Regions from separate parts of the Homo sapiens genome. Here region 1 is linked to region 2. The links are chromatin loops, found by intact Hi-C in ENCODE. Cell type or tissue: uterus. All regions are shown on one strand. Links, peaks and the distances in the headings refer to the core of each region. The heading gives the core; the rest is flanking DNA.

The links. Hi-C counts contacts between places; a loop is a spot of excess contacts. Peaks named below come from ENCODE experiments on the same cell type or tissue, not always from the same donor. Only the 100,000 strongest peaks of a DNase experiment are listed, where the experiment ranks them.
Region 1: a loop joins it to region 2, with 3 times the contacts of the local background. A loop is called at or near these places in 3 of 110 quality-filtered maps.

Annotation. Positions count from the first base shown.
Region 1 is chr17:61,312,450-61,317,823 of GRCh38, forward strand. All of the region lies in intron 22 of BCAS3 (BCAS3 microtubule associated cell migration factor), which reads left to right. Among named protein-coding and RNA genes, the nearest start is that of TBX2-AS1, 84 kb to the right of the region's middle. RefSeq lists an enhancer at 2,527-3,028. In uterus, for the core only: a CTCF peak has its summit at 2,439; DNase peaks (open chromatin) are centred at 2,102 and 2,576; H3K27ac peaks cover 2,854 bases.
Region 2 is chr17:61,372,347-61,377,720 of GRCh38, forward strand. The region is part of intron 23 of BCAS3 (BCAS3 microtubule associated cell migration factor); the gene reads left to right. Among named protein-coding and RNA genes, the nearest start is that of TBX2-AS1, 25 kb to the right of the region's middle. In uterus, for the core only: no CTCF peak of the experiment used is centred there; no DNase peak of the experiment used is centred there.

The DNA.
Region 1 (5,374 bases), core at 205-5,204, 60 kb before region 2:
GACTTTCAGGATGGACTCTCCGAACAATCTTGCCACTGTGGCTGGCACAAACAGGCTTTTCTTTAACAGCAGACGTTCATGTCTTCTTGCTCCAACTTTTTTTTCTTGAACAAACATATGTATTGTGGCCAATGCAAGGAAAATCCCACTCACCATTTTGATCTGAGTTGCTTCTGTCCTGGAACAATAGTCTAGTGTACCAGGGGCCCTCGGGATGCTGGTTTCCATGCCCTGGTCTAGTTTTATGAATCTCCTTGGAAGACCCTAAAGGCCAGGAAGCCATCGGTATTTCTGCAGGGCCTCCTACCACCATCGGGGACATCAGTGGCTCTGTATCTGATTGTCAGAGCGTGAGCTTCAGCAGTAGCCTCGGGGTCAGGACTGGTTACAACCAAAGAGCTTTCTAAGTGCCTGCCCTTTCTCCCACAAGATGGCCTCTTCACAACTTAAGTGGGCATAACCGAAGACTTGCATTCCCCTTTGAGCATCCACCTCACTCAGTTAGAAGAAATGTGTCTCCAAGCACTGCCAGCCTGTGAATAAGCACTTCCCAAGTGCCAGGTACAAAGTTAGACACTTCCCATCTTTCACCTCGTTGATCGCCTCAAAATCCCGTGAGGTTTTTAATCACTGACTCAGTAGCATTGATTGAGAAATCTACTCCGTGTTAGGCTTAGACTACATAGTGATGACCAAAACAGTCTTTGGATTCATGGCAATTACTGCCAGGTAGAGAAAGCGAATGCTGTTATTTTGCTCTAAGAGGAAACTAAGGTTCAAAGAACCAATACTTTCTCAATGCCATATAACTGGTAAAGGGTGTGGCCACGATTACACCACCATGATTCTACTCCAAAGACTGTCTTCCCTCCACCATGCCCTACTACCTTCCTATAGGAAGCTTAATCTGCGGTTCTACTTAAAATATGAGGAAACATCTGGAATATTAGTTTTCAACCACATTTCAGACACAGAAAGTGGAGCCTAAGGAATAGCCCAGTTGGCTCCTCTCTGAGAGCGGGTAAGAGTAGAAAAGAATTGCTGATCTCAAGCATTTTGTTACCAGAATAACCCCACAGGAGAGGCCTGGCTGAACGGGGATTTGTGTGGGCCAGACAATGTAGGGGATTTATTTCCAAGGCTGGAGGACAGAGCTTGGACTCGGGTCCAGCTCGGCGTCCTCCCTCGGGTCCTGCTCGCTGAAGAGGTACAGCATCTGGAGGAGGACTTTCCGGCCAGGGTACAGCTCCTCTAGGCTGAGGCAGTTAACGATTAAACAAGAAGCAGCCTTTGGCTACAAAGCTAATGGTTTGGGTTCCAGGGCACAGGATAAAAATATACAACTGGAAAGGCAAGCTCCCAATTAAGTGGAAGAGCTCAAGCAAGAGATGTTTCAATGCCGCGGAGCCAGTGACCACACGTGGGCCTGCTGTCTCCTCCACCAGCCCCACTCGCCCGGCCCCATACTTAGTGCTGGCTCCAGAGTCTCGTGGGGGAAGCCGGCTGGCAGCACACAGGCCATTCCTCTTTTCCATTCAAAGAAAATCTTACTTGCCTTCTGCCCAACAATTTATCTTGCTTGGCATCTTAGGATAGTAGAATGTCAGAACTGGAAGGGCCTTAGGGATCATCTAGCCTAGTCCAGCTCCCTGGTTTGATGCTTTAGAAACCGAGGCACACACTGGGGAAGTGACTTGAGCAGAGTCACCTTGTCAGTTCGTGGCAGGGAGGAGATTCACGTTTTGATCTTGTAATGTCCGCATTCTCTTCTCCCTTTGTACTAAGCTGGCACCATTAGCAGCCTGCCATTTGCACCTCTTCCCTTTGCTCCCACAAACCTAAAAGCCCTCGGTCCTTCTCCTCTTTTACAGGAAAAGATACTGAGGCAGGGAGTGTAAACAGTGCCCACAGAGCTGACAAGTACAGATGCCAGAAAGGGAACCGCAGAATCCCGCCCAGCAGGCCTGGGCCTTCACCATCTGACCGCATTCCCTCTCTAAGAACATGTTGTGGGAGAACTGAATTTGGCCTCCTTTGAGCTCTAAGCCTGCAACAGCCCTCCTAATGACTCTACAGTTCCTGGCTTCCTCTTGCCACTGACTTTCCCCTCCACCGCTGCCTGGGACAACCTTACAGCTACAGTGACTTTGAGTCTTGCCAAGACAAGCCCAATAGTTACTTTCAGACTCAAGTGCTTGCCAAGCCTGAAATAGTAATTGCCTGAAGGGTTCCAAAAAGCTGGGCTTTATCTGCAGCAGAGACTTTAGTAAATCAAAACACAGGTCTTATCTCCCTATTCTCTCCCCTCTGTTGTGTGGTCTCCTAAATGAAAAATGTTACCTAATTGCCTAAAACAGCTGGCTTGATGTTTAATTACTTCAGCTTGCTAACCTGATATTCTGGACCAATAAACTATACACAGGGAGTGGATAATGCTCTTTACAGATCGGACTTGTCCAGGTTTCCTTTGTGAGAAATGTTGATTTCAGCCACCAGAGGGAATTCCAAATTTGAATGCTCTTAGCAGTCACCGCGCTTGTCTGATGTTGGAACTCCTCTTCACCCATCCGAGGAACAGTGTGCCTGGAAAATGCCTTGAATCCTCTCCCCAGCATTCCAGGGGCAGTCTCCTCCACACGCCACACTGCTCAGCCTACACTCCCTTTTCTTTTTCTTTTTTTCGCGAGACAGATTCTCGCTCTGTCACCTAGGCTGGAGTGCAGTGGCGTGATCTCGGCTCACTGCAGCCTCCGCCTCCAGGTTAAAGCAATTCTCGTGTCTCAGCCTCCCAAGTAGCTGGGATTATAGGCGCCCACCACCACACCCGGCTAATTTTTGTATTTTTAGTAGAGACAGGGTTTCACCATGTTGGCCTGGATGGATGGTCTCAAACTCCTGACCTCAGGTGATCCGGCCGCCTCAGCCTCCCAAAGTGCTGGGATTACAGGTGTGAGCCACCGCGCCCAGCCAACGCACTCCTGTTCTGAGACACGGGAGGGCATGCAGAGCAGTCTCGGAGCGGACGCTAGCTGGCAGCGGTGCCATTGCTTTCGCCTCAGGCTTCCTAGAGCAAAGAAGCCCATGGAAGAGGTTGCACAGCGTCGCTGGTTAATGGCAAAGCCCAGGTATGGGCCAGTGAACCCCAATGATGCTGGGGTGCCTCTTCCTGTCCCCAAGGACTCTACAGCCTCAGCCTCACCCATCGATGCTTCCCCATGTGGGTCCTGGAATGTGACCAGGCTGACTGACCCCCCGTTTCATGCCCCACGCCTTTGCTGGTACTGGTCCCTGAGATGTCCCCTGACATGCCCCTCACCCAGCACCTCTGCCCTCCCATCTGCCTCCACATGCCGCTGCGTCCCCTCCACGGCTCCCCTGCAGTAGCACACCTCTGCACAGCTTTCCTCTTTACTCCTAGCCAGGCTCAGAGGGACCCACAGCTGACATCTTAAAGTCACCTCTATTGTCCACCTACCTACTTCTCTATCTCACTGAACCTCTTTAGGACCAGGATTTTCCCTTTTCATGTGTGTTTTCCAGTGTCTAGGATAGTGACCATCTATAGCAGGTGCTGGCCAGGCGTGGTGGCTCACACCTTTGATCCCAGCATTTTGGGAAGTCGAGGCAGGTGGATCACCTGAGGTCAGGAGTTCGAAACCAGCCTGGCCAACATGGCGAAACCCCCATCTCTACTAAAAATTACAAAATTAGCCAGGCATGGTGGTGCATGCCTGTGATCCCAGCTACTCAGGAGGCTGTGGCAGGAGAATCACCTGAGTCCAGGAGGTGGAGGCTGCAGTGAGCCGGGATCACGCCACTGCACTCCAGCCTGGGTGATAGAGTGAGACTCCATCTCAATAATAATAATATTAATAGTAATATAGCAGGTACTTAGTAAATGTGTGCTGAATGTGGGAGACGTCTTTTTTAAGGAAAGCCTAAGATGTCATTCTTAGAGCAGCAGAAGAGATGATGTTCATGCCCCATGCCTTTGTTGGTACTGGTCCCTGAGATGTCCCCGGACATGCCCCTCACCCAGCACCTCTGCCCTCCTATTTGCCTCCACATGCCGCCGCGTCCCTTCCACAGCTCCCCTGCAGTAGCACCCCTCTGCACAGCTTTCCTCTTCGCTGCTAGGCAGACTCAGAGGGGCCTGCAGCTGGTATCTGATAAAATAAAGGAAAGGTTAGAGGGAGGGAGAGAGGGAAGGAGAAGGAGGATAAAATAAAAGGAAAAGAAGAGGTATGAATTCTTTGGAAAAGAAATCCATGCCCTCGGAATGATGTGGCTCCTTCCTTTTTTAGTCAAACATCTGCTCAACTGTATGTGCTGTGCTAGATTCCTCGGGGTCATGTACAATAATTCCTGCCATGTAGGTTTATTAAATTAACAGTTGCAATTTATGTTTAGCGGTTTCCCCACTAAGGAATTCCTCGTGTATTTGATCGATTTGTGCAAGAGGCTAACTCCAGCCATTGCCAGCCCTTCTGTAAAATGGCTACTATATGATCCAGAATTCCCTCTCACCTCAGACACTGATGGTACTATTAGAGTTCGGGAGGCTTCAACAGTTCTGAGATAGGTGTAGCATATACAAAAATTCCGTTCACTGCTTTGTTTTCTTAAAAAAGTTTAGGGTTCTAAAGAGTAGTGTCTTCTATCCAAATTTAGTATACTTATATATTATATCCATCATATTATATTTAGCTCTTATGCCCTAGGTATTTGATCAATTTGAGCATTTCATTGCCAAGCTTTTAAGAGACTCCTGCTCCACGTCTTCTTGCTGTCCTCACTAGCTTGAGACAAAGTAGAAAGGCCAGAGAGAGGGGACTCCTCCAGAGCCCACCCAGGACACACAATATACAGTATGATAGAATAAAACAATGTAAAGGCATGCTTCTTAAATAACAGGTCATATGCTTTAATTATTTCATCTACTGGCAGTGTATTGCCTTTACTGGGAAACAAGCCTTTCCCACACACCTGCTTTGTAGGGCTGGGCTGAGTCAAGCCGGGAGAACCAGACAGTTCCTGGTGTTTGGGGCCTGGACCAGGAAAATGCAGCTCATGGCAACATGGAGGGCTTCATTGACGGTGAGGTGAGGTCACTCTAGGAGAGGGCTCGGCGTAGAGACCTGGGTCAGTGGGGTAGTAGCACCATCAGGGGCAACTGGCAGTGAGGCCTCAATAGCACCTTGAGAATTCAGCGAGACAAGACCGATTTGGGTGGGGTGGGAGAGTAGTAGTTGGCAAGGTAAGTAGGGCACAGTTGTTCCTAAGAACTAAAGCCCATCAAGGCAAGGGCCCAATACCCAGATTGGGGAACTTGACCTCAGGGATAGGACAGAAGCCTAGTAATTAGAGCAGAGAC
Region 2 (5,374 bases), core at 196-5,195:
TTCTCAAGGCCTTGTCTTGGCCCTGGTCTCTTCTCTCTCAGTACCTGGCAATCTCTGCTTCCGTGTCTCCAATTACTATCCATAAACTGATGATTTCCAAATAATTTCCAAGTTGGCTTTGTCTCCTGATCTCCAGAACCATCTATTCAGCTACCTATTGACATATCCACATGTCTACGAACTGAATTCCTCTCTTCGGGCCCTTTCCTTCTCTCGAGTTTCCCCATCCCGGTGTCCAAAGCCCTTTGAGACCAGCCACTGCCCTCGCTCCAGACTCATCTCTTGCTGCCCTGGGCCAGCTCCAGCCAAGCTAAACTCCCAGAGGGTCCCCGAGCATACGCAGTCTCTTGCCCGCGAGGCTTCTGTGCATACTTTTCCTTTTGCCTGGAATGCTGTCTCTCAAAGCCCCCTCCTCTCTCTGTTACCCCCCTCAAAATAACTTGACTAATTCCTGCTTAGCAGACATTCCTTTCAATATTGCCTTTTCTAGAAAAATAGAATTTTTAAAGTAAACAAAACATTGACTTATTCCAACTGTTTTGTGTCTAGGTAAAGATATAACTTAATACCAGTAAAAAAGCTTTTTAAATAAACACCTGTGTACATATTAAGTACATTTTCTCTTTCGACTTTAACTCTTTCAATAACTGTAGCTGCACCTTGTCTTTCTTTTTAGTGCTCTCACACATCTGATATCAAAAGCCCAGGCCTTATGCATGGGTCCAGATCCGTGTGTAAAGTATTCCTTTTTTTTTTTTTTCTGAGACGGAGTTTCGCTCTGTTGTCCAGGCTGGAGTGCAGTGGCATGATCTCGGCTCACTGCAACCTCCGTCTCTGGGTTCAAGCAATTCTCCTGCCTCAGCTTCCCGAGTAACTGGGACTCAGATACCCACCACCATGCCTGGCTAATTTTTGTATTTTTTAGTAGAGACAGGGTTTCACCGTGTTAGCCAGGCTGGTCTCGAACTCCTGGCCTGAAGTGATCTGTCCGCATCAGCCTCCCAAAGTGCTGGGATTACAGGCATGAACCATGGTGCCTGGCCCCTATTTAAAGTATTCTTGATGCATCTCTGTTGCAGGAAGTATCTGTTTGCTACTGTTAACATTTTTTTTTTCTCTGTCACCCAGACTGGAGTGCTGTGGCACGATCTCGGCTCACTGCAACCTCCACCTCATGGGTTCAAGCGATTCTCATGCCTCAGCCTCCTCTCCTCAGGCCCTTTCCTGAGTGGCCAGGACTATAGGCGTGTGCCAACATGCCCAGCTAATTTTTGTATTTTTAGTAGAGACGAGGTTTCACCATGTTGGCCAGGCTGGTCTCGAACTCCTGGCCTCAAGTGATCCCAAAGTGCTGGGATTACAGGCATGAACCACGATGCCCAGCCCCTGTTTAAAGTATTCTTGATGCATCTCTGTTGCAGGAAGTATCTGTTTGCTGCTGTTAACTTCTTCTTCTTCTTTGTTTTTTTTTTTTTTTTTTTTGCTCTGTCACCCAGACTGGAGTACAGTGGTGCGATCTCGGCTCACTGCAACCTCCACCTCATGGGTTCAAGCGAATCGCATGCCTCAGCCTCCTCTCCTGGGGCCCTTTCCTGAGCGACTAGGACTACAGGCGTGCGCCACCATGCCCAGCTAATTTTTGTATTTTTAGTAGAGACGGAGTTTCACCATGTTAGCCAGGCTGGTCTCAAACTCCTGGCCTCAAGTGATCTGCCCACCTCAGCCTCCCAAAGTGCTGGGATTACAGGCATGAACCGCAGTTCCTGGCCCCCATTTAAAGTATTCTTGATGCATCTCTGTTGCAGGAGTATCTGAGTATCTGTTTGCTGCTGTTAACTTCCTTTTTTTTTTTTTTTCTCTGTCACCCAGGCTGGAGTGCAGTGGCACGATCTCGGCTCACTGCAACCTCTGCCTCCAGGGTTCAAGCAATTCTCATGCCTCAGCCTCCCAAGTGGCTAGGACTACAGGCATATGCCACCACACTCGGCTAATTTTTGTATTTTTAGTAGAGACAGGGTTTCACCATGTTGGCCAGGCTGGTCTCAAACTCCTGACCTCAAGTGATCTGCCTGCCTCAGCTTCCCAAAGTGTTGGGATTACAGGCATGAGCCACTGCACCCGGCCTGCTGTTGACTCTTAAGTGCTCACAGAGTCAGCTCTCAGGGTCCGGGAGACTGTCTGTTCCCCGTGACTGTTCCTTCCTGCGGCCCCGGGCTCACTGATTCTTCTTTACAGTGACAGCATTAAAGATAGGAAAAGGCTTCATCTTTTCCTGCCTGCCGTCTCTTTAACAGTCTCTGCCCTAGCCAGAAGTAGTTATTCTTGGGGATAACATAGTGGGCTCAGTCTTTGCCTCTTACCTTCTGTCATATACATATTTTACTTCCTGACCTAGTTCACCCACATCTATAACCCTTCACAAAACAATATTACGGCCAGTGCATTCTAGTACTTCCTTTTCTTCTATTATTCTAAGAATTATCTTGTACTTTCTATTTTATTTCATTTTTTAAAAAATGCACTCGTGACCCACTAAAGTGATTTCACAATACATTGGTGAATGGCAATCTGCGCTTTGAAAATCAATGCTCTAGCTTGTTCACCTAAATCCTCTGAGTTTTCCCATTTATGTATTAATTACTCTGCAGAAAAGGCTTTAAGATTATGTTCAACTAAAGCTCTTCCAAAGATTTCTGTCAGAAGCTACTTTTATGTACTGAAAGGGCTGCGCCTTTCTTTTTCTCTTGTTAACATAAAAAGAACACTTTGAACATTAGGCAGTTTTTAAGTGATCACGGGATGGTTTCAGCAAGTTAATAACAAATATTTGTTGATTGCTATGTTTTGCAAAAGATGACCTAAAAGCACTATTTGTGTGTGTGTGTGTGTGTGTGTGTGTGTGTGTGTGTACTAATAAAGTCTTTCATTTTAAGACTGTAAAAAGTAAGCTCCCAACAAATATGAGCTGTTTTTACTGGAGTCAATCAGATATGTACCAAATAACTAATCCAAATATCTCAGTGTATTGGACCCCTCTCCTGCCTCTAGAATCAGCTCTTCCAAAGGGCCTTGGAACTCCTGCCTGGGTCAGTATGGAGGGCTGGGAACTTTTTCAATCTAAGGCTACATTTCCAATAGGGATCATATTAGCCCCATCCCATACCAGGTTGCCACATGATCAGATGACAATAATTGTAGGCACCAGTACCATGTGTTAATTATCTTTTTTTTTTTTTTTTTTGAGATGGAGTCTCACTCTGTCACCCAGACTAGAGTGCAATGGCACAATCTCAGCTCACTGCAGCCTCCACCTCCCATCATGTTCCAGCGATTCTCCTGCCTCAGCCTCCTGGGTAGCGTGGATTACAGGCATGCGCCACCATGCCCAGCTAATTTTTGAATTTTTAGTAGAGACAGGGTTTCACCATGTTGGCCAGGCTGATCTCAGACTCCTGACCTCAGGTGATCCACCCACCTCGGCCTCCCAAAGTGCTGGGATTACATGCATGAGCCACCACACCGGGCCAATTATCTTTTAGCCATCCCTACTCTCTGGTCAGTCTCATTTTAAAAGCAGATAATTGATTTATCAGTATTCGCTACAGAAAGTAGTTGACCACATTTGACTTTGCAGACATTTCAGAAGATGTGGTGGTGGTTAGAATTTTCTGCATCCCACATATTTTTAAAATCTGCAATTTAGAGAGAACTTTATCCAGTCCAGCCCTAGGGGTAGATAGATGCATCCTACTGGCCCAACTCATTGCAAGGCCATGGAAATAGGAACTGACAGTGTTGCCCCAGAAAGCTGGAGAAGTGACATTTACATGTGTTATGTGGGCCTCTCAGGTCCCTTTCCCAAACCTGAGATTCTCTGATTCTAAGTGAAAGGTGAGCCTCCTTTATGGGTCCTGGGTTAGCCACACTGTTCCTGTCCTAAGCAAACCCGGAGGTTGTGTGAGCTGAAGATGCTGCCTTCACAGGGCCATCGTGGCTCATAGCCCCATAGGTCACATTCCCTGCTTCCCTACCACACACAACCACCAAGCTGCTTTGATCTTTCCAGAGAATCTTCTCTCCTCTTCCTACAGCCACTCTATCAGGCAAACTGGTATTTACCCCAGATACCCAGGAAGGGTTAGTCTTTCGGCCTCCTGAAAGTAGGAATCGCTCTCCTCTCCAGGATCCCCAGTGTGGCCGCCCATGAGACCCAGTCTTGTCTTTTAATTTTTTCCTCCAAGCCTTACCTCTCCAACTTCCTGGGTCCCCTTCTCAAGATGCACAAGGGTGATTCATCTGTGCAAGCCATAGCTTCTGGCTTGGTCTGGCTCTCTTGCCAAAGTCTCTAGGCTTCTCTGGGTAATATCTCTGATTGCCCAGTGCTCCTAAAATTGCACCTGTCTCAGCAAATGCTATCACCCAAGCAACTTAGCCAGAACCTAGGGCTTTTCCTCTGCCTTATCTAATTGGGCCCTGGAGTTTTCCTCCTTCTACAGCATCTACAAAAGTTCTCTCAGTGTCTTCTCTTAATGACCTCATCAGTGGCCCAACGTGTTCTTTCTGTGGTTGGGGCAGGCAGGGTCTCCATCGGTATCTGCCAGTTTCTTCCCCAATAGGCTGGAGAAAAATAAGAGAGACAAGTTTCCTACCCTCAAAGAGATTAAAGCCCCAGAGGAGGCCACAATACTGAACGGTGGGTCTGTTTCTCTCTGACTTCTACCCCCAGCTTCCCGCTGGGCCTCCCTAGCTGAGCTGGACCAAGTGGAAGTCAGGAGTGCTCCCCTGCCCACAGGGCATGGTCTTTCTAGGATGCGGAGGCAAAGCTGGAACTCCCCAGTGCCTAATGCCCTGATTGCTGAGGGTGAGAGAAGAAAGTGTCCCCAGAGGCACAGGGCCACCAGATAGAGAGCCCAGTCCCACCAGCAGGTCACAAGCATCCCTACTCGGGACAAGAGGGAGCAGCTGCGCCAGCGAGACTGTGGGACAGCCGGTGGCCTCGGCAGGGGTGGTGTTGTTGGTGTTGCTATTTGTGTCTCGGTTCAGTGTCGGATTGCCTATTCCTAGCTATTTTCCACTGGCAGGAGAGGCCAAATCTGAGAGTCCTTTCAGTTCCCAGCACCAAGCTCCCGCTATTGGGAAGAATGTGGTGTTTTTTTCCCCTTTTCGATGGGATTTGAAGCCCTCATCAAGCAATGGGGTAAACCTGTGACCCTGGGCAAGTGCCTTTCCCTCTCTGGGCCAGTTTCTTCCTCTGTGACACAGTGTGGGGAGGAGGAGCTAGTAAATGTAGTAATCGTTGGCCTCCTGTAACTCTGATGTCCTGGCTGCTGCAGGGAGCACTCGGTCTCTCTCTTTTACTCCTCTCCACGATAGC